Linked DNA regions of Homo sapiens: region 2 is linked to region 1. Evidence: chromatin loops called from intact Hi-C (ENCODE). Cell type or tissue: endothelial cell of umbilical vein. All regions are shown on one strand. Each heading gives the region's core, and the rest is flanking DNA. Links, peaks and the distances in the headings are about the cores only.

Region 1 (15,168 bases), core at 3,416-11,415:
ATGTATACAAAAATTGCAACGATACAGAGATTAGCATGGCCCCTGCACAAGGATGACTCGCAAATTCATAAAGCTTTCCATAAATATATTTATTAAAAACCAATAGGAGGAGCACTTCGAGTCGAGTGTAAGGGCCCTTCACAAAAGCAGAAGGAACACTGGCCCAAACCCCCAGCACCCCGGAAGCAGAGGTGAGATGGGAGCAGCTTGGGAGCCCCCCATTGGCGCCGCCCTACTGGGGAAGCCGGTCCGTACGTAGGCCTTGCATCTCGCCACCTCCACTTCTGTCCTCAAGAACAAGTCCTAGGTCAAGGGAAACAGCACAGCCTGTTTATAATTAGGAAACACTTAAAACAGCCTGGCATTTGGGAACAGCCATGTTAACGTGAGCAAATTCCTCTCATGAAATAGCCTGCAGCTATTAAGAAGCACGTGTGTGCAGGAAGCGGAGGCGCAGGACCTCACCGCGCCAGCGTGAAGTTCCCGGGCATGGTCATGAAAGCGTGGTTCTGTAAGAAATCAGAGGGAGAAAGGGAGAGAAGGGGGAGGGAGACAACCCAAACGTTGGAGGGTATTTGTTGTAAACTTCAAACTTTTGGCAGGTTTGAAATTTTTCATAACTCCGGGGAGGAGCAAGAGGGGTGAAAAGAAACAAGTTCTCTACTTGTGATCAGCAGCTGGTCATAGTGGTTGCCTGGAGTATATGCCTTTTTGTATCCTTTGAATTTCCAGCCATGTAAATGTATTATTTATTCCAAAAATAAAGCAGATTTACATTTTAAAAATTCAGTTGTCTCTAACTACTCTTTGTTATCAAGGCTGGTTGAGTCAAATATCACAAAGTAGACACCAATGACTTCTTAAAAATCATATTTACAAAGTACAATGGGGGAAATGCTTATACTACATTAAGGTTAAAAAAATACTAAATTGTGTAACTGATCTGGTTTCATATATATATAAATATACACAGAAAAAAATGTAATATATATCTGCACAGAAAAAAGCTGAAAGAAACATATGCCAGAATGCTAGCAGTGCTTGTATGCGTGCAGATGACGCACTCAGTCAGCGCCTTTACTTGTACGTGAGCGCTTAGGGGCCCTGTCTCTGGGGACCATGTGGGGCGGTGGGGCGCTTGAGACAGTGTTTCCCTGCATCGTGGCCGGACCTCTCTACTCAATCCCCAGTGTTCTACAGTGAACATGAATTTTATAAGCAGAAAGAAATTACTTTTAAGAGCCAGGCGCAGTGGCTCACACTTGTAACCCCAGCACTTTGGGAGGCTGAGGCGGGCGGATCACAAGGTCAGGAGTTCGAGACCTGCCTGGCCAACATGCTGAAACCCAGTCTCTACTACAAATACAAAAATTAGCCGGGCGTGGTGGCCAGCGCCTGTAATCCCAGCTACTCCAGAGGCTGAGGCAGGAGAATCGCTTGAACCCAGGAGGCGGAAGTTACAGTGAGCTGAGACCACACCATTGCACTCCAGTCTGGATGACAGAGCAAGACTACATCTCAAATAAATAAATAAATACATAAATAAATAAATTACTTTTAAGAATCACCAATAGAAATCTGTCTTTCCATCTTTTTTTTTTTTTTTTTTGAGATGGAGTCTTGCTCTGTCGCCCAGGCTGGAGTGCAATGGCGCAATCTTGGCTCACTGCAACCTCCGCCTCCTGGGTTCAAGCAATTCTCCTGCCTCAGCCTCCTGAGTAGCTGGGAGTACAGGTGCCTGCCACCACGCCTGGCTAATTTTTTTATTTTTAGTAGAGACGGGGTTTCATCATGTTGGTCAGGCTGGTCTCGAACTCCTGACCTCATGATCCACCCACCTTGGCCTCCCAAAGTGCTGGGATTACAGGTGTGAGCCACCGCGCCCAGCCTTTCCTTCCATCTTGATTGCAGTGGTGATTACACACATGTAGACATTCATCAGAACTCATCAAAGTATACACTTAAGTCTGTGCATTTTATTACATGTAAGTAACACCTCAATCTGAAAAGTATCAGGGCAACACCACACACTGCAGAGGGGCAGGGCTCCTCCGGCAGTTACTCACTTCCCTTGAAACAGAAGCTCAAACATGGAGTAGTCTTCTGTGACTAAACTTGTTTTCCGCCCTCCCAACTTCCAGGAAGAACCTTCTTCTGAATAGGATTTGAGGTAACTTAGGAAACTGCTCTCAATACGGAATTTTAAAGTTGGTGAGGAAGTCGACAGAAGGGGAAGTCACAGTAGGAAAATCAAGGTACTATCAGGATGAAGTCAGCACGCAGAGCAAGGCCAGCGAGGCCCAGGCGCCAGGCCTTGGTCCCTGCCCACCTCACCCAGGCCAGCCAGACAGCACGGACTGCCCTACAAGGTCACCTCAGAGAGATGGGGGTGTTCTCTCACTGCTGGCTTTTGATGAGCCCAGGAGGGCTCAGCCTTCACTATCCTCCCTAACAGGCATTTGGGGTGCAGAGATGCTGACGCCTGAATAAGGTTGGGATTCGGGGCCCTTGGGAACACTGGGCACCTGGTGGGTGGGTGGAGGGGCAGGACCGGCTGCAGCCATGTTTCCCTTAGAAACAGACTGCTGGAATTAACGAACTAAACAAATGAACCAAGGTGCTTCACCCCCCAAAAAAGTGAGTTTTGTTCTGCGTGGAGCGATTGCCTTTGGGAAGCCACCAAGGCCACCTGCCAACAGGCAAATGCTGTGCTGCCGTCTGCCTGGCTGACTCCGGCCCTCCCAGTCCTGCAAGCTCATGGCCAGGACGATAACGATGACAGGGGCAACACCATGGTCCTCGCTGCCCTTCCTGGGGCAGGAGGGCCCAGAAGACTGATAAGCTAAACCCAGGGCCTCCCTCGGCTGCTTATCTGCCCAGCACCTTTCCTCTAGGTCCTCTCCTCCCACCAGTACAGGGGTCTGGGAGGGGGTTGCAGGGGGTCCTGAACCACAGATCCCTGGAGACTCAGTGGGAGCAGCTGTACTAGGAATCAGGCACCACTCCGCTGCTGTAAGTCTTCGTGAGAGCCACTGGCCAGCTTCCTCTGACTTCCCTGTCCCCTCACCCAAATCGATGACATCAGGAGCTAATGGCCCAGGCTGCCCTCCTGCTGCAGTGCCCATAATTCTTCCGGCAGGCCCCGCCCTGCACTCCACGACCAGCCTGGGTTCTTCATCCTGGTAACCTGACAATGGATTTCGTGGGGCCCACTCTCAGTGCCCGCCAGCCTGTGTCCTGCCTGGCCAGGCAATGAGTACCGGCGGCAGGCAGCTGCCTCACCCCTGCATGACCCCCCCAGCCCAGGGGACTCAATGGCGCTGTCATCAAAGGGGCAGCTGTAGATCTAGGAGGGACGTGGAGGGGGCTAGCCCTGGGCCTCTGGCATTGTGGAGGCTGACCTATAGAGAACAGAGCTGGAGCTGGGGAGACATGAAGTCTGCACATCTAGACCCCAGTGAGGAGCCCAGGCTTTCTAGGCACAAGCCCCATGGGCTCCCCGGGCCCAGCCCCTAAGAACCACGGCAGCTGCGCCAGGCCACTCCTGTCTCCACTTCCATACCCTCCAAAGGAGAGGCACCTCCCCCCCCCATGGCATCTCCAATCTGAGGACCTGCCACCTCCCAGAGGACCGGAGGCCCTGATGCCCCAAGAATTGGGCTTGGAAAGATGTTAATATCCACTGCCCCAAGTGCCAAGGTTCAGAGGCACTGGTCCAGGACACACAGCAGCGGGGAAGTGGAACCCTCACTCCAGCCTGCAGTCTGGGCTCTGTCACTGTGCTGTCTCTCCATCCTTCCCTCCCCACAACCAGGGCTGTAGGCCCACCTAACACACCACACACTTCCCAGAAACAGGAGTCACATCCTTTTCAGGGCTGGTAGGGTGGCTGAAGATGGCCCAAAACCTCCTGAATGGAAAAACCTTGATGGGGAGACTGAGGGCCAAGGCAGAGGTTTGTCCAAGGTCACCCCCAGAGTGGCGGATCCAGGACCCTGGGCAAGATCTTCCTACTGTCCAGGCCTCTCCCCCACCTCTCTTGTGTGGCCCAGCACCCTGGACTCCTCCATGCCCAGGTGTGCTCCCCCCAGGCACGCTGGGGGCAGGGTGGGCAGCAGGTGCCCCCCACCAGGATAGTGGTTCTTCCTCCTGCAGACCTTCAGCCCTCTGCTCCTGGCAGGACACTGTGGCCCTCCTGCCCACGTTGGTGCGGGTTGAATTTGACGGCCCAGCAGAATTCCCAGGCAGGGCAGCCTGGCTATCCTCCCTGGTGTCTCGGCTCTGAGAGCGGAGACCCAGCCTCCCAGCCTGGAGTTGTGGTGAATTCGCAAACAAGTCTCCATCTCCAGAACCTTCCTGAAGAAAACAGCTCTCCAGGCTGGGGCAAGAAGCCTGTCCCTACAGTGATACAACCACCCCTCAATAACCCCGGGCACCACCTGGCACCCACTGGGGGCCACCAGGGAGCCCACCAAGCCCACTCCGGGCTTGGACAGAGGGCAGGCCTGGAGGAAGGCACATCCAACCCCACTGACCGGCATGCACCTGGGGCCAGGGGCCTGCTGCCACTGCAGAGGTGAGAAGCAGGAGCAGCAAGACCTGGTGCCCATTAGTCATGGGGGAAAAGCAAAAGGGGGAGACAGGGACAAATCCAGGCCTGGGTGGGCTGCCTGTCAGGGGGAGTGATATCCAAGGAGGAACTGGTGGTCAGAGTGGGGTGGGGGATACCCGGTACAATTTGTTCATGCCTCAACACCAGCCACCGCGGGCCTGCCAGCCCTGTGTGCCCTCCCTGGCCCGGAGTCCACAGGGTGCAAAAGGCTGACCGCACAGGACCTCCCGTGAGAACCCTACGCTGCAGAGCTCGTTCTCTTGGCTTCCAGGCCTTTTTATACGCTGTCCTGCTGCTTGGACATGCCAGTCCCCACCCCTGCACCTACCGAGCTCCTGCGGCACTCAGCTGTCACCCATCTGGGACGCACACCTGTCCGAGGCTCTAGATCAAGGTGGGAGGTTAGTCCTCACTCCCTTCAGGGGCTGGACAGCGAGCTGAAGGCCCGAGCCCAGCTGCACCCAGAAAACCTGCCACTTGGAACTCACCTGACCATCCAAGCCCAGCCCCCAGTGCATGCGACAGATGAGGCAGAGATTGTGCCGTACAGAGATCAATATATATAAAGTGCCGGTACAACGCTCTGAAAAATAGTTTTGTCCCAAAATCCAGCGCCTAGGGTGCTCCGGGCCTAGCCTTTGCCAGTGAGGTCCAACGGCTGCAGGAATGGGGGCAGCGGCAGCTCGTCCAGGGCCTCGGGGAAGCGGCCTGGAGAGATGGCGGTGACCAGCACCTGCATGGCGCGCGCGAAGAGCGAGGGCGGCGCCAGGCCCGCCAGCCACTGGAACTTGTCCTCACCCAGCAGCCGCTGCCAGCGCGGCCGGTCGCCCAGCAGCTCCTGGCGGGCCGAGCCGGCGGCACCCACGGGGGTGTACAGCGCCAGGAGGTCCAGCAGCAGCAGGCGGCGCTGGCGCGGCTCCCCGGGAGCTGAGGCGGGGGCTCCGGCGGCGGAGGGAGTGGCCCCGGCGTCGCGGCCCAGCTGGCGCAGCAGCAGCTCGAGAGGCGTGAGGCCGCCGCCGTCCCGCAGACCGGGCGAGGCGCCGTGGCCCAGCAGCAGGAAGAGGCACTCGGGGCGCGCCAGCTCACAGGCCACGTGCAGCGACGTGCCACCGCCCTCCACGCGGCTGCAGCCACGCCGGTCCAGCACGCGCGCCCGCTCCTCGGCCGGGAAGTCGCGCAAGGTGCGCAGGATGCGGCGCAGAATGCCCACGCGGTTGTAGCGCACTGCCAGCGCCACGTGCGGCCCGGGAGCCGCGCAGCAGCGGAAGCCGGCACTGGGCGGTGCGAGCGCGCGCCGCGGGAACGTGGCCAGCAGGTAATGCGCGTACGCTTGGTGGTCGTGCACGAGCGCGTAGAGCAGCGCCTCAGAGGGCGAGTAGGCGGCGGCGCGCCCGCGCTCGTCCCAGTGGAAGGCCTCGCTGGCGCGCATATCCTCCAGCAGCCACACGGGTAGCAGGTCGCGCACCGCCTGGTAGAAGGCGAACGACGACTTGCGGCACTGCTTCTGCGCTCGCGAGCGCGCCGCGCCCGAGGCCTCGGGCCCGCCGTCCGCGCCACCCCCAGGCCGCCGCGCGTCCCACGGCATGCTGGCGGCGGGGCGTTCCTGGGCCTCAAGGCATGGATCCCGCGAAGGCACACCTGCGGGGAAAGGAAGAGGCCACGGTGAGGCGCGGGGAAACTGGGGAGGCCCGGGGACTCCCCTCTGCCCCTCACACAGCCCCTCCGGTCCTGGCCCACCAGGCCTGTACCTACCTCCAGCCTCGGCCAGGCCCTTCCAGTCACCCTACAGCTCCATCTCTCCGACGCCCAGAACCACCGCCTCCATCCTTGATCTAGCTGTACCTGTTCTCCCTCCTTGAAACTGACTTGCTCTCTGGCACCTCTGCTGGAAATGCCCTTGCTGCCCATGCCCTCAAATCTCCCCTCCCCTCTCCAACCCAGGGACCCACTGGAAGAGCTTCTGTTCCCACCTAAGCCAGGTTCATACGACCCCAAATAAAGAAAAGGCCAGGGAGGGGATGAGAAAGCTTGGGCCCACATCTCAAGCTGAGGCAAATCCACTCTCCAGCCCAAGCGCAACCCTGACCCTGATCTCCGACCCCAGACCACTTGGAGGCCCCTGGAGCCTCTTCCTGGGCTGTTCAGAGGCATGATCCAGACTCAGACCTACCTGGTTCCTGCACCGCGATCACCTAGTTCCGGGGATGTGGGTATATCACAGTCCCTGGCCGAGCCTCAGCTTTATCTGTAAGAAAGGGGAGGGGTGGACGACGGCTGTGCGGGCGGGGTGAGCCTGGGGCGTGGCACCAGCCCTCTATCCAAACATGTTTGCTTACACGTTAGCTCCTGGGAGGAGATAGGAGGGTGAAAACAACCTGGAGACCGGTGTGCACCGCACTGCACAGTCTGCCATCCTCTTCAGGTCCCATACCTCTCTTGATCTCCCCGACTACTAGATGAAGCGGGTACTGCCATCCCACTTTCCAGCAGGGCACAAGCTTCTCCAATTCTCCAAGGTCAGCAAGCCACGGCAGAGCCAGGCCTAGAACTCAGGTCCCCTGCGTCTCAGTTTGGGCTCATTCCAGAATTGGTGGGGACCCCCAACCCACAGGCAATCGAGCTTAGGCCCTGACCCTGCCCTCTGAGTCCCCAGCCCCGACCTGAGCCTAGGCGTCTGACCTCTGGCTCCGTCCCAACCTCCCTACTGCCTTCTTTCAAGGGTAAGCCCTTGGTCACAAGGGGCCTGGGACAGAAGGCAGGCCGCGTCCACACACACTGACTGGGTCACTATCACTGGCAGTAACTGAGTTAAAGAGAGCGGCGCGGTGCGGGTAGGCTGTGGCCCGTGGGCAACACCGTGACTGGAGCCCCTTCCCCAAGCCTGGGCCTCCGGGCCCCAGATATGCCCTGTGCCGGCACGCGTGGGGCGCCGGGCGGGTTACGTAAAGTTCGGCCTCCCCACGTCACCGGGCAGAGTCACGGCCGCGGCTCGTGAATAAGGGGGTTGGGCCATCGAAGGCAGCGCCGCGCCCGGGGCCACCCGCCACCTCCTACCCGTCCCCTCCCGGCCTGCACGGCCAGACGTCGGGCGGCGGAGGGTCGCGGGGCCGAGCGGGGCGTCCGCGCGCAGGTGGCCGGCGCAGCGAGGGCTGCACCTGCGTGCGCGTGTGCCGGAGGAGGAGGGGGCGGCGGCCGCGGGCGCGGCGCGGGGGACGGGGACTCACCATGGGGGGCGCGGGGGCCACAGGCCGGGCGTCCCCGCCCCTGCCGCGGACCGGAGCGCGCGCTGTCCCCCGCGGGCGAGCGGGCAAAGGTCCCACGACGGACGCACGGGAGGGAGCCACCGCCGCCCGCGCCCGCCGCAGCCGCGCTCTGAGCCGCCGCGGCCGGATCGCAGGGCGGCGGTGCCGTCGCCGGCGGCGGGCGGCGGGCGGCGGGCGGCGGGCGGCGCAGTGCGGCCCCGGCCAGGCAGGACAGCGGGACCGTCCGCCGCCGCCATTGGCCCGCGCCGCCGGCCCCCGCCACCACCCATTGGCCGCCGCGCTGCACCATTGTTACGTCACTGGCCGGCGGGCGGGGCGCACCGCTGGACCCGCGGAAAACTTCGGAGAAACTTGAGGGAGCGCCGGCGGGGAGAACGGAGAGGAGGGGCGGGGCCGTGGCGAAAGGGGCGGGGCGTTGATGGGCGGGGGCGGGGCTCCCGGAACCCGAGCTGCGGGCGAAGAAAGGCTCCGAGCTCCGAGCTGCCCTAGCCCGGGAGGGCGCCGCTGCTCTGCGAACTCGGGCGCGCGCGTAGGTGGCCCGCCCTCCGCCGTGCGTGACTTTCCTCGTCGCGTCCAGCTCCCCTTTTCTTTGACCTTACGTGACCTTGGGAAAAACCTCCAGGCTGCTACCCCATCTGCACATGGGAGGGCCGGGGGTAGGAGCCGCGACCCCTAAGGGCTCCACCGCCTTCTGCCCGGCCAGGGTCGTGCCTGGCGCGCCCCCGCTCCAGCTGACCCGCGCAAGGGAGGGAGGGGCGGACGGATGGGGACAGCTGTTTAGGAGCGCGCACTGCGCCCATCTCGGCCTCAACACTCATGTTTCCACTTCGTTTCACGACCACCAGCCACAGTGGACACGATGATCCCCAGTTCACCCGCCAGCAAATCAGGGCTCAGAGAGGTGGCCTCAAAGAGAGGAGCGGCCAGGAGGGAAGCCGGGGGTTTGCCCTGCGGTTCTTCCCACATCTGGGCGGGATAGATTCGATTGGGCCTCGGCCACCCCCACCGTCTCCGTCGGGGGTTCCAAGGTTTGGGGTCATGACCTAGGGGGCTTAGGAGCCTGGGTCCATCTCAACTAATTTATGGCCTCACTCGCCCCCAGCGGCTGGGAATTCTAGGCCCATTTTACAGATGTGGACGCAGATCTGGAGAGGGGCAATGACTGCTCAACCCCCCACCCATCCTCCCAGACACGACCTTCCACCTGGAATCCCCCCACACACGTTCTCAGAGGCCAGGCAGCCGGGGTCTCATGGTGAAATCCCCACATTCCATGCAGGGGCTCTTTCTGGTTCCTTCCCTAGAATGCTGTCCCTGCCCTTCCAGTACTATCTCACCAGGGAGACCCTCCCACTCCCCCACTCCGCTCCAACCAAGCAAGGCCTCTGCCTCGCCCCGGTGGGAGGGGCCTCGTCCAGAGGGCACGCCCCTGCACACACAATCAGCCCTGTCCTGGCTTCTCTGTGTGCCCCAGCCAGTCAGTCTGGGTGGAAGTCTTACCTGGGCCCTCTCAACAGACCTAGGCAGGCCTCTGTCCCCAGCCCAACGAGCTCAATCCCTTAAGCACACACGCCACAGAGCAGTCCTGAGAGGCCAGGTGGACAGTACCATGAGGCAGACAAAGCTGTGAGGCCCAGAGAGGGTCAGGCCACCCCAGCCCAGGTAGGCACTCACATGTATCCTGCCCAGGCTGCCATGCATGGACCCACCAGGGGGATGACCAGACCCCACCAGCCCTGCCCCACCTCAGGGCGGGGGACGTTCCAGGCCACGCCATCTCTCCCAGGGAGTCCATGGCAACTGCCAAGCTTACAGCAGCCAGGTTGTCAGCAGGAGTAGGGGTATAGAGGGCACTGGGCCTGGCATCCGCACCCGCCTTTGCCTCAGCTCCACATGTCTCCTCCTGTATCTAGGCCTATCTCCCTAGGGCTTCTCCCATCTGCCGGTTCTGGATGCCTCTGAGTACGATGGTGGGGAGAGCAAAGTGAGTGAAGGTCCTGGAGTCAACAATCGGCCTTTGGGAGCCCAAACCCTGGGGGACATCTTGGGGAGATGGTGCCCATGTGGGCTGTCTGTGGCTCAAGGCTCCCCTGCTCTCTTGCCCTCTTCGAAGGCTGGAGTTGAGATACAGCCGTCTCCATGGCTACTGGTGGAATGAGGGTGAAAGGGCACCAGTGGATGCCAGGCTGTGCACTGGGCCTCAGGGCGGGTCTCTCTCCACCCCTTGATGTCTTCCCTGCCCCCGTGCCCTGACCTGCCCTCCTCACTGGGGATCCCAGAGGGTTTTTTTTTTTCCCAAGACAAAGTCTCATTCTGTCACCCAGACTGGAGTGCAGTGGTGCAATCTCAGCTCCCTGCAACCTCCACTTCCCAGGTTCAAGCAATTGTCATGCTGCAGCCTCCCAAGTAGCTGCAATTACAGGCATGCACCAGCACTCACAGCTAGTTTTTGTATTTTTAGTAGAGACGGGGTTTTGCCATGTTGGCCAGGCTGGTCTCGAACTCTTGGCCTCAAGTGATCTGCCTGCCCCAGAGACCTTTTTCTAAAAGCCAAGTCTGACCCTGTTTCTCTGCTGCCTAGAAGCTTCCTGTGGACATGGACATAGCCACAAAGTCCAGATGGGCAGAAAGAGGCATTTCTGGCAGAGGGCAAAGCAGGGGCCAAGGTCTGGAGTGTGACACAAAGGCTGCAGAGGCCACCTGACTGGCCAGGTCCCATGGGGCCTGGAATGCCCGGCAAGGATCCTGGATTTTCCCCTGAGGCCCAAGTGGAGGGGTTGGGAAGTGGTTTCACTAGTGAATTATTTTAGACACACATACAAAGAGCATCATGATGCCTGGGAGCCCGGGACCCAGTTGAAGGAGCAACACACGGCAGATCGGAAGCCCTGCGTGCCTGTCCCCTCCCTCCCCAGCCAGCCTCAGTGTGAGTCCGCGTGCGTCTTTCCCACTGTAAGTGCAAGTGGCAGCAGACATAGTAACACTCCCTGCCATGGGGCTCCACAGCACTGCCTCACCTCAGCCTCTTGCCTTTTTCTCCTGAGGTCACTTTTAGATCCAGCCCCAGGGGAACCCCCTGCTTTGGGTTGCAGCCGCCATCTCTGCTGCAGTGTCTTCTGATGAAAGCTGTCCCCTGTGGGCATGAGTGTGGACATGCTGCACCTCCTAAGGCAGCAGTGCCAAGGCTGATGGTGCCCTCCACGGTGGTTTCATGGCATCGCTGCTGCACTAGAGGCTGCCCAGGGACGTGTGAACAGCTGTGAAGGGGCAGGTTCCTCAGGGAGGGAGGATGGGCTGCGGGGAGGGTGGCTGGGGCAGGGGAATGGGCAGAGCATGACTTCCAAACACCTAGGAAGCCCCAGGTGGAGGGCGGAGGGGGGTCTTGCCATCTTGGGATAGGAGTTGACCTTTGACCCCATCATGCTCCTGCTGGGACCTGACCCAGGCACACTCCTCTTCCTCTGGGAGGGCTTGTCCCACCAGGGCAGGGGTCTGTGTGTGCCCAGGCAGGGAGCCACAGGCAGTAGGGGGAGGCTGGGGCTGCAAGCACAGAGGCCCCGGAAAGTGTGTGAGGACGCTGGGGAGTGGGAAGGGCCCTCGGAGGGGTGGTATGGCCGGCTTAGGTTTTCTCGACAACTCTAGTTGAGTATGCACTGCAGGGAGACGGAGAGGCCGCAGCCACTGAAGCCAACTGTGCTGGAGCAGGCGGAGGGCACCAGGGGTCCCTGGAGAGAAGTGCCGCCTCCTGCCAGGCCCCTGACCTATAGGTGAGGGTGTGAGCAGAAGAGGAGAATCTAGGAGGCCTCCCGGGTATTAGGGGAAAGCTGAGCACCTGGAAGATGGCAGAGCCAAGAGGTGTCCATGGCCCTGGAGATGGGGTCATGAGTATAAAGAGGGCGCTTGGAGTGTGAGGCACCAGGGATGGGAGGTGAGAGGCCCGAGGCCCCAGCCGGGGCTTCCAGGAAAGGAGGTGGGAGAGGGTCTTGGGGCCAAGAAGGCACAGGGCTTCCCGAAGCCAAGGTGTCCCAAAAATAAGGGAGCGGTCGGCTGGGACAGATTCAGATGTGGTGGCTCACACCTGTAATCCCAGAACTTTGGGAGTCCGAGGCGGACAGATCACCTGAGGTCAGGAGTTCAAGACCAGCCTGACCAACATGGTGAAACCCTGTCGCTACTAAAAACACAAAATTAGGCCTGGTGGTGCATGCCTGTAATCCCAGCTACTCGGTAGGCTGAGGCAGGAGAATCGCTTGAACCCAGGAGGCGGGAGGTTGCGGTAAACTGAGATCGCGCCATTGCATTCCAGCCCGGGCAACAAGAGCAAAACTCGGTCCATAGGTCACAGTGCCCTTTACAGAATGTCATGGGGTTAGGGGAGAAACCTGTTTGGAGAGAGTTCAGGAGCAAGCGGGGAGCGGGATAGAGCTGTGAGGACAGGAGAGGAAGGGGCAGGCTTAAAGAATGAAACGGTGGAGATAACACACGTGCACATGCATGTATGTGCACTCAGACACGTGGGTAGGCCCACACATGCATCTGTGCATCATGGGCGGCACGCTGTGTGTGCATGCGTGTGCGTGGGCAGCATGCTGCAGCCTGCATTTGTGTGTCCTGTGTGTCCATTATGTGTGCAGTGCGCTGATGGGCAAAAACGCTGACGATGCAGGCCAGCTGATAACCTGGAGGAGGCCGGCTGGAGTGGGGCCTGCCACACGTGAGGGGTACCCTGGGCTGGCGACATGGGCAGTTCTTCTTGGGGGGGGGCAGCATGTTGGGCACAGACACAGAGGAGGGCACAGGTAAAGGTGCTCGGAGACATCTGCTCTGGTGGCTTCTATTTTCAAGGCCATCTGCTGAGAATAGGAAGGGGTGGATGGTGGGGAGGGGGCTGGAGGAGAGGGCTTCATTTGCTGACTACACTGAGATCCTCTCTGACCTGAGCCCCTGCCACCCAGCCAGGCCTGCGGAGCCTGCCATCTGCGCAACTGGGATGGGACAGGTGGCCGCGGCCAGGAAGGCACCACAGGTGCAGGCAGGAGGGCAGGCAGCTTCCTCAGGGAGGGGCTGGCACCAGACATGCTGGATCCCGCCTAATCAGCCACCCACCAGTGGTGGGACTGGGCTGAGCACCAGTCACTTATCTGTGACATGGGTCAGGTGGATTTTGGGTGTCAGAGGGAAGGTGTTTCATGTGGCAAGACTGGCAAGGCCAGCATGCGGAGTGGCTAGGACCGGGTGAGAGCCTGGGGGTGTCCCAACACTTGCCCCACCTCATGCAGGTTCTGTCCTTCCACTGCCTGGCCAGACCAGACCAAAGCTCACCTGGCCTTTAAGACTGGCACCTGCACCAGGAGCCACTACTACTCCCTCCTACGGTGGCAGGCTGGGCTCTGCCCCACCGCGTCTGCAGCCCCATCAGCTGGTCTCTCAAGGCTCAGCTTTGGGATGCCAGTACAGACCAAAGACAGGACAAAACCAGTGGAGACAAGGGACATCCTGGGAGCCGAAGGGTCCAGCATGTATAGCCAAGGAGTGGCGTCTCAAGTGTGCAGGGAGCCCCCAACATAGCTGGAAGATCGGCCCGGGGGAAGATGGGCGAGGGCACCATAGGTTATCCACATGCTGGCCAACAGACACGTGGAGATAGACATTCAGCTTTGCCAGGAATCAGCACGTGTACAGGCTCCTGGCGAAAACTGAGTAGACTGGGAAAGCCCGTGCTGGCCGGGTTAGGACTCAGGCACTTGCCCCACCAGCAGGGAAAACTCACATGCTTGGGGGCCCGGCAGATCCTTCTGTAGGCATCTTATCACAGGTGAATACCTGCCTGTGTACTAAGTTACATATACAATACAATGCTCACTGCTGTGGATTTTGTTCTCTTGCTTTTTTTTTTTTTTTTTTTTTTGAGACAGGGTCTTGCTCTGTTGCCCAGGCTGGAGTGCAGTGGTGCAATCATAGCTCACTGCAGCCTCACTCTCCTGGGCTCAAGTGATCCTCTCACCTCAGCCTCCCAGGTAGCTGGGACTATAGGCACATGGCCACCACACACAAAAAATAAATTTTTTAATTTTTATTTTTGTAGACATGACACCAGGTCTTGCTATGTTGCTCAGGCTGGTCTTGAACTCCTGAGCTTAAGCGATCCTCCTGCCTCAACCTCCCAAAGTGCTGGAATTACAGGTGTGAGCCACCTCAACTGACTTAATTATTTAATGTTTCATAAAATAATTTAGCAGCCGGGGGCAGTGGCTCACACCTGGAATCCCAGCACTTCGGTAGGCTGAGACAGGCAGGTCACCTGAGGTCAGGAGTTTGAGACCAGCCTGGCCAACATGGTGAAACCCCGTCTTTACTAAAAATACAAAAAAAAATTAGCCAGGCATGGTGGTGGGCACCTGTAATCCCAGCTACTCGGGAGGCTGAAGCAGGAGAATCACCTGCACCCGGGAGGCAGAGGTTGCAGTGAGCCGAGATGGCGCCACTGCACTCCAGCCTGGGTGACAGAACGAGACTCCATCTCAAAAAAAAAAAAAAAAAAAAAAAGAATTTAGCTGAATTTTGTATTTTCTTTCTTTCTTTTTTTTTTTTTGAGACGGAGTCGCCCAGGCTGGAAGCTCTGCCTCCCCGGGTCACGCCATTCTCCTGCCTCAGCCTCCCGAGTAGCTGGGACTACAGGCGCCCGCCACCACGCCCGGCTAATTTTTTTTGTATTTTTAGTAGAGACGGGGTTTCACCATGTTAACCAGGATGGTCTCGATCTCCTGACCTCGTGATCCGCCCGCCTAGGCCTCCCAAAGTGCTGGGATTACAGGCGTGAGCCACCGCGCCCAGCCTTATATTTCATGTCTATTTCATTATTAAAGCTTTGAAGAGAATACAAGTGCATACCAAGTACTAGGGAGATAGAGTCACTGCTGCATCTTTAATAAGGAAAACCTGGAAACTACCTAGGTGACCATCAGAAGGGGTATGGCTGACATGGTCATGGCGAAGCCTGCTGTGACTTTGCTGCAGCTTGAAGAGCAGTGAGTCAGAAGGGGCAACGGAGACCGGAGGGCCTGGCCCGGCCCAGGTCGCACAGTGCAGGGCAGTCCCAAGGGTGACAGCGGCCAGTGCGCGGGCGCGCCCTCTACCCACATGCCCCGACCCGCCGGGTCCCTGCGTCCGCAAGATCACTTTCCGGGCCCGAGGCGGGGAAGGGGCCGGGACATGGGTTGGGGACTGAGCGCCGCTGAACTGCGCCATGGTCGGAGAGAGTTTGCAGGGGCGGAGGTGTTCCCTGGTCGGACC
Region 2 (11,039 bases), core at 1,475-9,474, 71 kb before region 1:
AACACATACATTTCTTCCCCAAAGGAGTTTTACTGCAAAATACTTCACATTAACGGAAAATACACACACACACACACACACACACTGTAAGGTCTAAATGATGACAGAACACCTGTGTGTACTCACCACCCTGCTTAAAGGGTCTCAGTTTTGTACTTTTCAATATTTATTTATGTATTTATATTATTTATTTATTTTTTGCGACAGAGTTTCGCTCGTCGCCCAGGCTGGAGTGCAATGGCACGATCTCGGCTCACTGCAACCTCACCTCCTGAGTTCAAGCAATTCTCCTGCCTCAGCCTCCCGAGTATGCATGCCCAGCGAATTTTGTATTTTTAGTAGATACAGGGTTTCTCCATGTTGGTCAGGCTGGTCTTGAACTCCCAAACTCAGGTGATCTGCCCGCCTCGGCCTCCCAAAGTGCTGGGATTACAGCGTGAGCCACCGCGCCTGGCATAGTTTTTAGTATTTAAATTAAAATGTCGGGGCCGGGCGCAGTGGCTCATGCCTGTAATCCCAACACTTTGGGAGGCCGAGGCAGGCGGATCACGAGGTCAAGAGATTGAGACCATCCTGGCCAACATGGTGAAACCCCGTCTCTACTAAAAACACATAAATTAGCTGGGCTTGGTGGCATGTGCCTGTAATCTCAGTCACTCGGGAGGCTGAGGCAGGAGAATCACTTGAACCTGGGAGGCAGAGGATGCAGTGAGCCGAGGTCACGCCACTGCACTCCAGCCTCGCAACAGAGCAAGACTCCGTCTCAAAAAAAAAAAAAAAAAAAGTGTTGGTTTATCCATGTATACCATTGATTAAATCAGAGATTCTGTGAGCCTGGGTGGAAAGTTGTGGAAACCAGAAGATCTATGCTGGTAAATACTTGGGACATTTTATGTTTAGTGTTGAATATGCTACCAAATATGGGATTTAACATTGAATTTTTTTCTTTTTTTTTTTCAACTTTTATTTTAAATACAGGGGGTCCATGCGCAGGTTTGTTACATGGGTATACAGCACCCAGGTAGTGAGCACAGTATGCAGTAGGTGGCTTTTGACCCATGCCGCCTCCTCTCCCGCTCTGGAGGTCCACAGTGTCTGTCCTTCCCATGTTTATGTCCATGCGTGCTCAGTGTTTGGCTCCCACTTACAAGTCAGAACATGCTGTTGGTTTTCTGTTCCTGTTGCATTAATTTGCTTAGGATTACGGCCAGCGGTTCCATCCATGTTGCTGTAAAGGACAAGATTTCATTCTTTATTTTTATTTATTTATTTATTTATTTATTTATTTTTTAATTTATTGGAGACAGAGTTTCACTGTTGTCACCCAGGCTAGAGTGCAATGGTGCGATCTCGGCTCACTGCAACTTCCGCCTCCCAAGTTCAAGCAATTCTCCTGCCTCAGCCTCCCGAGTAGCTGGGATTACAGGTGCCCACTACCACGCCCAGCTAAGTTTTTGTATTTTTAGTAGAGGCAGGGGTTTACCATGTTGGACAGGCTGGTCTTGAACTCCTGACCTAAGGTGGCCCACCCGCCTCGGCCTCCCAAAGTGCTAGGATGGCTTATGAGCGTGAACCACCGTGCACAGCCCAGATTTCATTCTTTGTTATGGCTGTGTAACACTGAATTTTTCAAACCTTTTACTCCTTGGTTCCTGTTAATCCTCTCTAGCTAAGATGACTGCAACACTGAAGGAAATGTTATTAGATTTCTAAGCATTTTAATAATTATAAGGAATTGGTTTGTGACCCAGGTGAACATCTCAGTTTGTCCCCTGGTTTTTCTTAGCTGCCCTCAAACCCATGGATTTGTTCAGTACTTGCATGCATAGAAAGCATCTCTTTGTTGGGATTATTTGTACTTAAGAGGTTTATTCTTCATTCACCAAATATCCTTTATTTAAAATTTTTTTTCTTGAGCCAAAAATATGTGTGCAAGTTAGTCTCTTACTAATCATATAGAACCGTGCCTTATTTTGAATGTTCTTATTCTGAATTAGAAGGTGGAAGCAGGAGCACCTGTCACAGCTCCCTGGAATCGACACCCTGCTCCGAATTTCCTGGGGACAGTCCCCAGTCCTTGAACACAGACTTGCTGTCGATGACCTCAAGTGTCCTGGGCAGTAGCGTGGATCAGTTAAGTGCAGAGTCTCCAGACCAGGAAAGCAGCTTCAATGGTGAAGTGAACGGTGTCCCACAGGAAAATACTGACCCCGAAACGTTTAATGTCCTGGAGGTGTCAGGATCAATGCCTGATTCTCTGGCTGAGGAAGATGACATTAGAACTGAAATGCCACACTGTCACCATGCACATGGGCGGGAGCTGCTCAATGGAGCGAGGGAAGATGTGGGAGGCAGTGATGTCACGGGACTCGGAGATGAGCCGTGTCCTGCAGATGATGGACCAAATAGCACACAGTTACCCTTCCAAGAACAGGACAGCTCTCCTGGGGCGCATGATGGGGAAGACATCCAACCCATTGGCCCCCAAAGCACTTTTTGTGAAGTCCCCCTCCTGAACTCACTCACTGTGCCTTCCAGCCTCAGCTGGGCCCCAAGTGCTGAACAGTGGCTGCCTGGGACCAGAGCTGATGAAGGCAGCCCCGTGGAGCCCAGCCAAGAGCAGGACATCCTAACCAGCATGGAGGCCTCTGGCCACCTCAGCACAAATCTCTGGCATGCTGTCACTGATGATGACACAGGTCAGAAAGAAATACCCATTTCTGAACGTGTCTTGGGGAGTGTGGGAGGACAGCTGACTCCGGTCTCTGCCTTGGCAGCCAGCACTCACAAGCCCTGGCTTGAGCAGCCTCCACGGGATCAGACATTGACGTCCAGCGATGAGGAGGACATCTATGCCCACGGGCTTCCTTCTTCATCCTCAGAGACGAGTGTGACAGAGCTCGGACCTAGTTGCTCCCAGCAGGACCTGAGCCGGCTGGGTGCAGAGGACGCCGGGCTGCTCAAGCCAGATCAGGTATGTGGGTTCGGGTGGTGGGAAAAGTAGCTGAGGCTTCTTTCTTAAGGGTAATAATTGTCAAGACTGATTATTTTCCTTCTCATGGAAAGAAATTCTATTCCTACTGCAAAATCCGTAGGCCAACTCTGTTTTCAAGTCTGGGTTTCAGGGGATTTCCAGCACAGGGACTATGAATGGCTTGAACTACTTCTGACCTGTTCTACCCTGCTCAGTAACCTGCCTCCCCAACCAAGGTAGCGTCTTGCTGTTTCCTCTGACCCCACAAGTGCAGGCTGGTGTAGGCACTTACTGTTAGCCATCGTAGGGCAGGGCTGAATTGGCCTGGGGCCATCTCAGAAAACCAGTGGGCAGAGGACTGTCCACCTGTGGAGTAGAGAAAGCTCTGAGCAGTTTGGAGGCAGGGAGTCTCCTGTCCTTCTCCTCACACCCCTCCAAGGAACCATCTGCAAGAGCACGAGGCCATTTCCAGAACTGCTGTCTCCTCAACCTCCGAACAGTGGCTCCAAGGCTCCCCTGCGAGCTGTACAGGAACCAGTTTGGAGTAACCAGTCTTTGTAGGTCCACCCAGCACATGTAACTAGGAGATGACTTTTAACTGTCCTTGAGCATTTTATATTAAAAGTGATTTTTTTAAAAGTGCCTACTTCCCTTAGCAAGTAATTATTACTAGATATATTTGTTTCAAAACTGTGTCTTGCCCTGTCTCCTACTAACTGTCGATGTGAGGTATGAATTATGGCTGCGCACTTACAGCCACGTGTGCTTTCCACAGTCTACGCTGGCTTCTGTCAGTGCTAGCAGTGTGACGCTTTGTCAGTGCTCACCATGTGCAGGTATCCCACAAAGCACTTTAGAGGTTTAACTCTTTTACTTCTCTAAACACGAACTATAAAATAGGCACTCTTCTTGTCCCCATTTTACAGAGGAGAAAATGGAAGCACAGAACAGCTAGACAGCTTGCACAAGGTCACATAGCAAATGAAGGGCGGGCCCCAGGACCCCCTCACTCACCCTCTGTGCTGTCATGCCTCAGAAGTGAAACATGCTGCTTACTTGTTTTGAGACAAAACGCCATAAGTCTGGCTTTTTTTTCTTCTTTCTTTCTTTTTTTTTTTTTTTTCTGAGACAGGGTCTCACTCTGTCACCCAGGATGGAGCGCAGTGGCGCAATCATGGCTCATTGCTGCCTCGACCTCCCCAAGCTCAAGTGATCCACCTGCCTCAGCTTCCTGAGTCACTGGGACTACAGGCATGTGCCACCATGCCCAGCTAATTTTTGTATTTTTTGTAGAGAAGGGGTTTTGCCATATTGCCCAAGCTGGTCTCGAACTCCTGAGCTCAAGCAATCTGCCTGCCTCGGCTTCCCAAAGTGCTGGGATTACAGGTGTGAGCTGCTGTGCCTGGCCAAGGGTGGCCTTTTATTCAGTCATCCGGCATTTATCTTTTCAACCCAGTGGTTCTTGAGTGGCCTTGACTGTCAGCCTCTGTGATTATGCTGGGGACCACAGTGCAGATGGCAGCTAGTTGTGGATTCCATCTTCCTGAGCCTCAGAGTCTTGAGGGGGAGCCAGGTACATGTTCACATCCTCGCAGTTGAGTGGGACTCAGGTGAGGGTACTGAGCAAAGTACAGGGCTGCAGGAAGCGCAAGCAGCATGGCCCCCTAATGTCTGGGCGTTAGCCAGGCAGACTGTCGGTGGGGTGGGGTATTGGAATTCTAGGCCAGAAATTTAGGAAAGCCCTCACTTAGGTGACAGGGATCCTGGCCCTTTGAGCCCCTGACTCTCTAACTTCCTCCCTTCCTCATCCCACTCCAGGTAGCTGGGAAGCCAAGAAATTTTATGGTGTGTTTTTATTTGGAGGTTCGGTGTGGAAGTAAGACTTGCCATGGTGAGCAGGGCTGGATTGAGAAGAGTTGGGCACCATTTTCTTTGAAGTAGTTAACTTCTATGTGGGTATCTGTACAAATACATTTATCTTCTTTGCATTTATTGAAAAGTATTAAAGTACAAAGACTTTATTTAGCTTTGATTTTTAAAAGAATTCTAGCAAGGTCGGGCACAGTGGCTCACGCCTGTAATCCCAGCACTTTGGGAGGCCAAGGTGGGCGAATCACCTGAGGTCAGGAGTTCGAGACCAGCCTGGCCAACATGGCGAAACCCCGTCTCTACTAAAAATACAAAAAATAGCCGGGTGTGGTGGCAGATGCCTGTAATCCCAAGTACTCAGGAGCCTGAGGCAGGAGAATTGCGACTTGCTTGAACCCAGGAGGCGGAGGTTGCAGTGAGCCGAGATTGTGCCCCTGTACTCCAGCCTGGGCGACAGAGCGAGTCTCTGTCTCAAAAAGGAAAAAAAAAAGAAAATATGGTGGAAAAAAGAAAGACAGTGGTAGTGCCATATATCCAGTGCCTCTGTAATGATTAGACTACAAAAAATTGACTTGCATCCAAATGTTGAAGAACCTGGCTCTTTGTGTAAGGTGAGGTATGCCTGCAGAATAATAGCAGCTCCTTCGTAACGTGATGTGATGCTCTAAGCGTTACATTTGCAAAGGTGTTAGAACAGGAGAAAATGTCATCCAGGGACTCCAGGGAGTCTTTGTAGGGAGACAGCAGCACGCGTCTCAGAAGGTTTGTAGTAGAGGGGTGTCCACAGATAGCAGGGGTTGGGAGAAGGGTTGACTTGGCGTCTTGCTGACCCGTTTTACCGTCTCGTGTTAATGATATCCTCTCACCTTTCTTACTGAGAACAGTAAGCCAAATGTGGCTGTGTCCTCTGCCACAGAACTCACTGGCTCTTCCCTTGTTAGTTTGCAGAAAGCTGGATGGGCTACTCGGGTCCCGGCTATGGCATCCTCAGCTTGGTGGTCTCCGAGAAGTATATCTGGTGCCTGGACTACAAAGGCGGCCTGTTCTGCAGCGCGTTGCCGGGCGCCGGGCTGCGCTGGCAGAAGTTTGAAGATGCTGTCCAGCAGGTGGCAGTCTCGCCCTCAGGTTCGCCTCCCCGCTCCCTGCTCCCGCTCCCTGCTCCCGCTCGCCGCTCCTGCTCCCCGCCCCCGGGGTGCAGACATCTTAGTACAGGGCTCCCCTGCAGCAGCTCTGGGCTCACGCTGCCGTGCGTTCACCAGGTTTGCCTCTTCAGGAACGTTTGAGGGGTTGTCTCCAAAGAACGTGAATTGCTTCATTGGATGTCAATTCGTAGTGTAAATGGGTGTTCAGTTTGAGTTTTTGTTTTCTTTATTAATTGCAATGGTAAGCTCTGATCGTATTTTTGTAAGCTAGACAAAAAGTTTGAAAATTGAGGGACTTTTTTAGGGATATTAATATACTAACTCTTCATAAAAATAATACGTGTTTCTCTTTCTCATTGTTGCTTTAAAGCAACCGAACTAACGAAGACGGGCCTATGGATATGTTAGATATATTCCAATTATTTGGCTTCCTCTTTAGGAATTCTGTTTTAATGAGCTCTCTGCTGTGGGTGAACAGTCTACTCCCTGACTCTAAAAGGAAAGTCCATTCATTCTTTCATGCTGCTGTTAGGCCATTGTTAGTGAACTGGAGCTGGTGTTTCCTGAACGATGTTCTCCTGAGCTGGAAGACCTCCCATATCTGCATGGAATCATTTGCTTGCTTTTTCTTTCTTTCTTTCTTTTTTTTTTTTTTTTGAGACAGAGTCTTGCTGTGTTGCCCAGGCTGGAGTGCAGTGGTACAATCTCAGCTCACTGCGAGCTCCACCTCCCAGGTTCGCACTATTCTCCTGCCTCAGCCTCCCCAGTAGCTGGGACTACAGGCACCCGCCACCACGCCCAGCTAATTTTTTTGTATTTTTTTAGTGGACACGGGGTTTCACTGTGGTAGCCAGGATGGTCTTGATCTCCTGACCTCATGATCCGCCCGCCTCAGCCTCCCAAAATGCTGGGATTACAGGTGAGAGCCACTACGCCCGGCTTTGCTTGTTTTTTCTTAAGGTTGTGTTGGCCACGTCGGCACCTACGCCAGTGGGGACACTTTTGCCTTGAAGCAGCCTGGTTTACTGTCAGGACATTGGAATAGAAGTCAGACGAAGCCGAAGCTGAGTCTGTGGCTTGGGACCTGTCTGTTCTCTGTAACTTCACTGTGTTTCGGGATGAATTTCCCTTAATTCTCCCTGGTCTCTGTCACTGTTTAAAATATTAGTTTGTTCAGCGTTGTTTTTCTTGCTTGCTTTCACTGTTTGTTTGAAAAATATTTTTCTTTAGAGACTGGCTAACAACCCACTCCACAAGCTGTCATTACACAGTTGTGTGTTTTAATTCATTTCTCGTTGGTATCATTTACCTTCAGGTTTGTCTCCTTAGCCTTTTAGAACTTTGGTTCTATTCCTGACTATATTAGTTACTTGTATTCCCAGGCCCCTTGGTCCCTCACTGTGCTAGCGGGAACTCTGTATCTCCATGAGATTCACCTGCTCAGTTGAGGCGTCCTTCAGGGCCCAGTCCCATGTCCTTGGTGGGCAGCAGAGCCCTTGTGCCGGGGGCACCACAGGCAGAGATGCTCGACAGGCCCTCTAGTCCAGCCCAGCTGACACTCGGTGATCACTGGTGGCCCCTTGCCTTGCCTGCGTCGGCCTGCTCCAGGCCTCCAGCTGCAGCGCTATCCTGCCTTCCCTTTCCTCTCTCCTCCTCCATCTCTTCATCAAAGTCCTCTTCACAGTGAAAACAGGCCAACTCAGTGCAAGTGTGTTCCTTCTGTGCACCTTTTCCATTCAGCTCATCCAGAACTGATCCTTCTCTTTGAATCCCTAAAGGACTTTTTCAGCCTCTCCTAGGGCACTAGTTGTGCTTAGGATGTTTATTTGGAGACTTATCAAACCTAATAATGTCATCAGTGTTTCTCCTCCCGTGTGAGGAGCGCCTGTCATGTGCCCAGCTCTGTGGCCATGTGGTTGATCTGCTTCCGTCTGCAGTCTTTAGAGCAGCCCTGTAAGGTGGAGATGATCCCCACGGCCCAGGAGGAAAGTGAAGCTTGGAGACGGGCGGTGACATGGAGCCTGAAGCTGCATAGCCACTGGGTGGTGGCCAAGGGCCCAAACCTGGGTCTGGTGGCCTCTTTCCCCACTTGGGGGGACAGAACAGGATGTGTTTTAGAAATCTTTCTCCCCTCAATGCCCAGCATGAAGACTTTTGTATAGAAATATATTCTAGTATTTATTGGACAGTGAATAGAATTTTTATTTCCATAGGAGCCCTTCTCTGGAAGATTGAACAGAAATCTAACCGGGCTTTTGCTTGTGGGAAAGTCACCATCAAGGGGAAGCGGCACTGGTACGAAGCCCTGCCCCAGGCAGTGTTTGTGGCCCTGAGCGATGACACGGCCTGGATCATCAGGACCAGTGGGGACCTATACTTGCAGACAGGTAACCGCGGGCCACGCTTAGAGGCCTGCCAGCTCTGCCGTCACTGCCTCTGCTGCACCCTGCTTTGCTAGTAACATGCTTACCACAATCGCTATGATTAAGAGGCTAAATCCATTCGAATTAAGACACTTCTGGGAAGAGAGTATTTGCCATTTGGCATGTATTAGCAGTTTCCTGCATTGACACAAACTCAACCCAGGACAAATTTAGGGCAAAAATGAATAGGATTATTTGGTGAGATACAGAAACAGAATCTTATTCTCCTATGGCCAACCACCGCATATCACGTATCCTACAATGTTAGATCTTAAGAGGTAAGAATACAGAGGAAGGACATAAAATTCATTTCCCCCTTTAAGCTAAAGTTTAAGTGGCTGCATTTTTTTTTTCAGCCATATCAAAGCCCGGCTCCTATATACTTACTTACCCGTGGGCCAGGAAAAAAAAAGAAATAATTTGCTCTTTTTTATTTTGAGACGGAGTCTCGCTCTCTTGCCCAGGCTGGCATGCAGTGGTGCCATCTTGACTCACTGCAACCTCTGCCTCCTGGGTTCAAGTGATCCTCCTGCCTCAGCTTCCTGATCACAGGCTGGGATTACAGGTGCCCATCACCACGCCCAGCCAATTTTTTTGTATTTTTAGTAGAGATGGAGTTTCACTATGTCGGCCAGGCTGGTCTTGAACTTCTGACCTCAAGTGATCTGCCCGCCTCAGCCTCCCAAAGTGCTGGGATTACAGGTGTGAGCCACCACACCAGGCCATAATTTGCTCTAAATAGCAGTTCAGGCCAGGTGTGGTGGCTCATGCCTGTAATCCCAACACTTTGGGAGGCCTAGACGAGCAGATCACCTGAGGTCAGGAGTTCAAGACCAACCTGGCCAACATGGTGAAACTCTGTCTCTACTAAAAAAAAAAAAAAAAATACAAAAAATTAGCTGGGCGTGGTGGCGCTTGCCTGTAATCCCAGCTACTTGGGAGCCTGAGGCACAAGAATCACTTGAACCTGGGAGGCAGAGCTTGCAGTGAGCTGAGATCGCGCCACTGCACTCTCCAGCCTGGTGACAGGGCGAGACTCCGTCTCAAAACAAAACAAAACAAAAATAGCAGTTCAGCAAGTCACAGGAAGCTGCCCTCAGGGAAGTTTTTAGCTGATGGAAGGGCACAGTGGGACTTGCTTATTAAAAATAAGCTGTAATGACAGTCAGTGTTTACTGTCAGCAGAATGGGGAAGGATCTTCCACCAGCAATGTGATTTATCAGTATCTGGAAGGACTGTGGGGCAGGAGTTATCGTCAGTTGTCCAGAGGCCACGTTGGATTTATGTAAAGATCAGTCTTCCAGGCGTTTAATGTTGTTGATTCCAGGAGAATGTTGTTGTTGTTGTTTTGAGACGGAATCTCGCTCTGTTGCCCAGGCTGGAGTGTAGTGGCACAATCTCGGCTCACTGCAACCTCCACTTCCTGGGTTCAAGCGATTCTCCTACCTCAGCCTCCCGAGTAGCTGGGACTACAGGCACATGCCACCATGTCCAGCTCACTTTTGTATTTTTAGTAGAGGCAGGGTTTCACTATGTTGGCCAGTCTGGTCTTGAACTCCTGACCTTGTGATCCGCCCGCCTCAGCCTCCCAAAATGCTGGCATTATAGGCGTGAGCCACCGGCCTCAGGAGCATGTTTTAATCACTGCTGTGAGTCGTCAGCTGGGGATGAGTCTTCAGGTTGAAGCTCTTGCACAGCTGGCTCTCTCCTAGCTGTGTAAGAACCTCTGGCCTGGGTGCACAGCCATGCTGGCTTCATAGGCCATATGCTGGCCCAGGTCTCTCCAGCCTAGTTCCTGTGTCTTTCTTTAAATGAAAGTAGCTCTGTCAAGGCACATGCACATCTAAGCTGCCAGGACATTTGAGCTTTGGTCATGGGGAAGACAGGAGGTGCTTCTGGCCTGGGGGTGAGGAGCGAGTGACCTCTAAACCAGTAGTGCCAGAGGAATCACCAGGACAGTGATTTCACATGAGGTGGCCCCACCCAGACCTGTTGGATTAGGTCCAATCCCTCTGGAGACTGCTCAGGAGTGTGTCGTGTAAGAAGTCCTGCCGGTGATTCCCACCTAGTTTAGTGGAAGGAAATATCACCCAAGGACTGCAATACTATAGGTGCGTCTGTGATTAGTCACGGAGCATATTTGAGTACTGAGACCTAATTGCAGGCCTAAGGTCAAGGAATACAGGGTTGTAGGCGACAGTTGGTCTGTCTGCTCCCCTGGGAATAGCCTTTGAGCTCATTTAGACATACTTTATTGACAGAACACAAGGAGGCAAGGGGAGAGCCCTGGACAGGGAGCCAGGGACCCTGAGCTTTGGCCTGCCACTGCCTTGCAGTTTGACAGACCTCAGATTTCATCTGGGAAATTCGGGGTTTCATTTTATTAGTGGAACCTCGCACCCAGTCAGAGCAGAGAGGAGCCGCCGTGCTGGAGCTCTCTGCAGGAACGACTGCAGGCCTCAGGTCCCTGCCAACTCCAGCAGCGCTGCAGCCCTCTGCCTGGAAGAGCTGCTCTGCCCTGCAGCCTTTGGGCCTCCATCTGGCCACTCTCCTGCTCTTGGCTTTTGTGTTCTTCTCTTAGAACTTCTTAAGCTACATTGGGACACCAGATAATTCTGAATTGTTCAGTT

Evidence for each region. A loop is a pair of places that touch in the nucleus more often than their neighbours do. Peaks named below come from ENCODE experiments on the same cell type or tissue, not always from the same donor. Only the 100,000 strongest peaks of a DNase experiment are listed, where the experiment ranks them.
Region 2: it touches region 1 in a loop (6-fold over the local background); 105 of 110 quality-filtered maps call a loop at or near these places.

What each region holds. Positions count from the first base shown.
Region 1 is chr14:102,501,693-102,516,860 of GRCh38, forward strand. It overlaps ANKRD9 (ankyrin repeat domain 9), which reads right to left and starts at 8,084. Exons shown (of 4, transcript NM_152326.4): 1 at 7,837-8,084; 2 at 6,949-7,154; 3 at 6,783-6,857; 4 at 75-6,250. The coding sequence starts at 6,197. The coding sequence ends at 5,244. LOC105370679 (a long non-coding RNA gene) reads left to right here and starts at 8,351. Exons shown (of 4, transcript XR_007064352.1): 1 at 8,351-9,859; 2 at 10,686-11,122; 3 at 11,539-11,642; 4 at 12,510-12,662. It overlaps TECPR2 (tectonin beta-propeller repeat containing 2), which reads left to right. Exons shown (of 20, transcript NM_014844.5): 20 at 1-785. It also overlaps the pseudogene RNU6-244P. RefSeq lists silencers at 6,872-7,033, 8,028-8,467, 8,628-8,677, 15,114-15,163 and enhancers at 8,158-8,801, 8,802-9,447, 9,448-10,091. In endothelial cell of umbilical vein, for the core only: no CTCF peak of the experiment used is centred there; a DNase peak (open chromatin) is centred at 8,209; H3K4me3 peaks cover 1,538 bases; H3K27ac peaks cover 780 bases.
Region 2 is chr14:102,432,238-102,443,276 of GRCh38, forward strand. TECPR2 (tectonin beta-propeller repeat containing 2) reads left to right here. Exons shown (of 20, transcript NM_014844.5): 9 at 1,998-2,974; 10 at 5,785-5,968; 11 at 8,199-8,372. Among named protein-coding and RNA genes, the nearest start is that of ANKRD9, 72 kb to the right of the region's middle. RefSeq lists a silencer at 5,872-5,921 and an enhancer at 7,591-8,098. In endothelial cell of umbilical vein, for the core only: a CTCF peak has its summit at 5,948 (motif pointing right); a DNase peak (open chromatin) is centred at 5,984.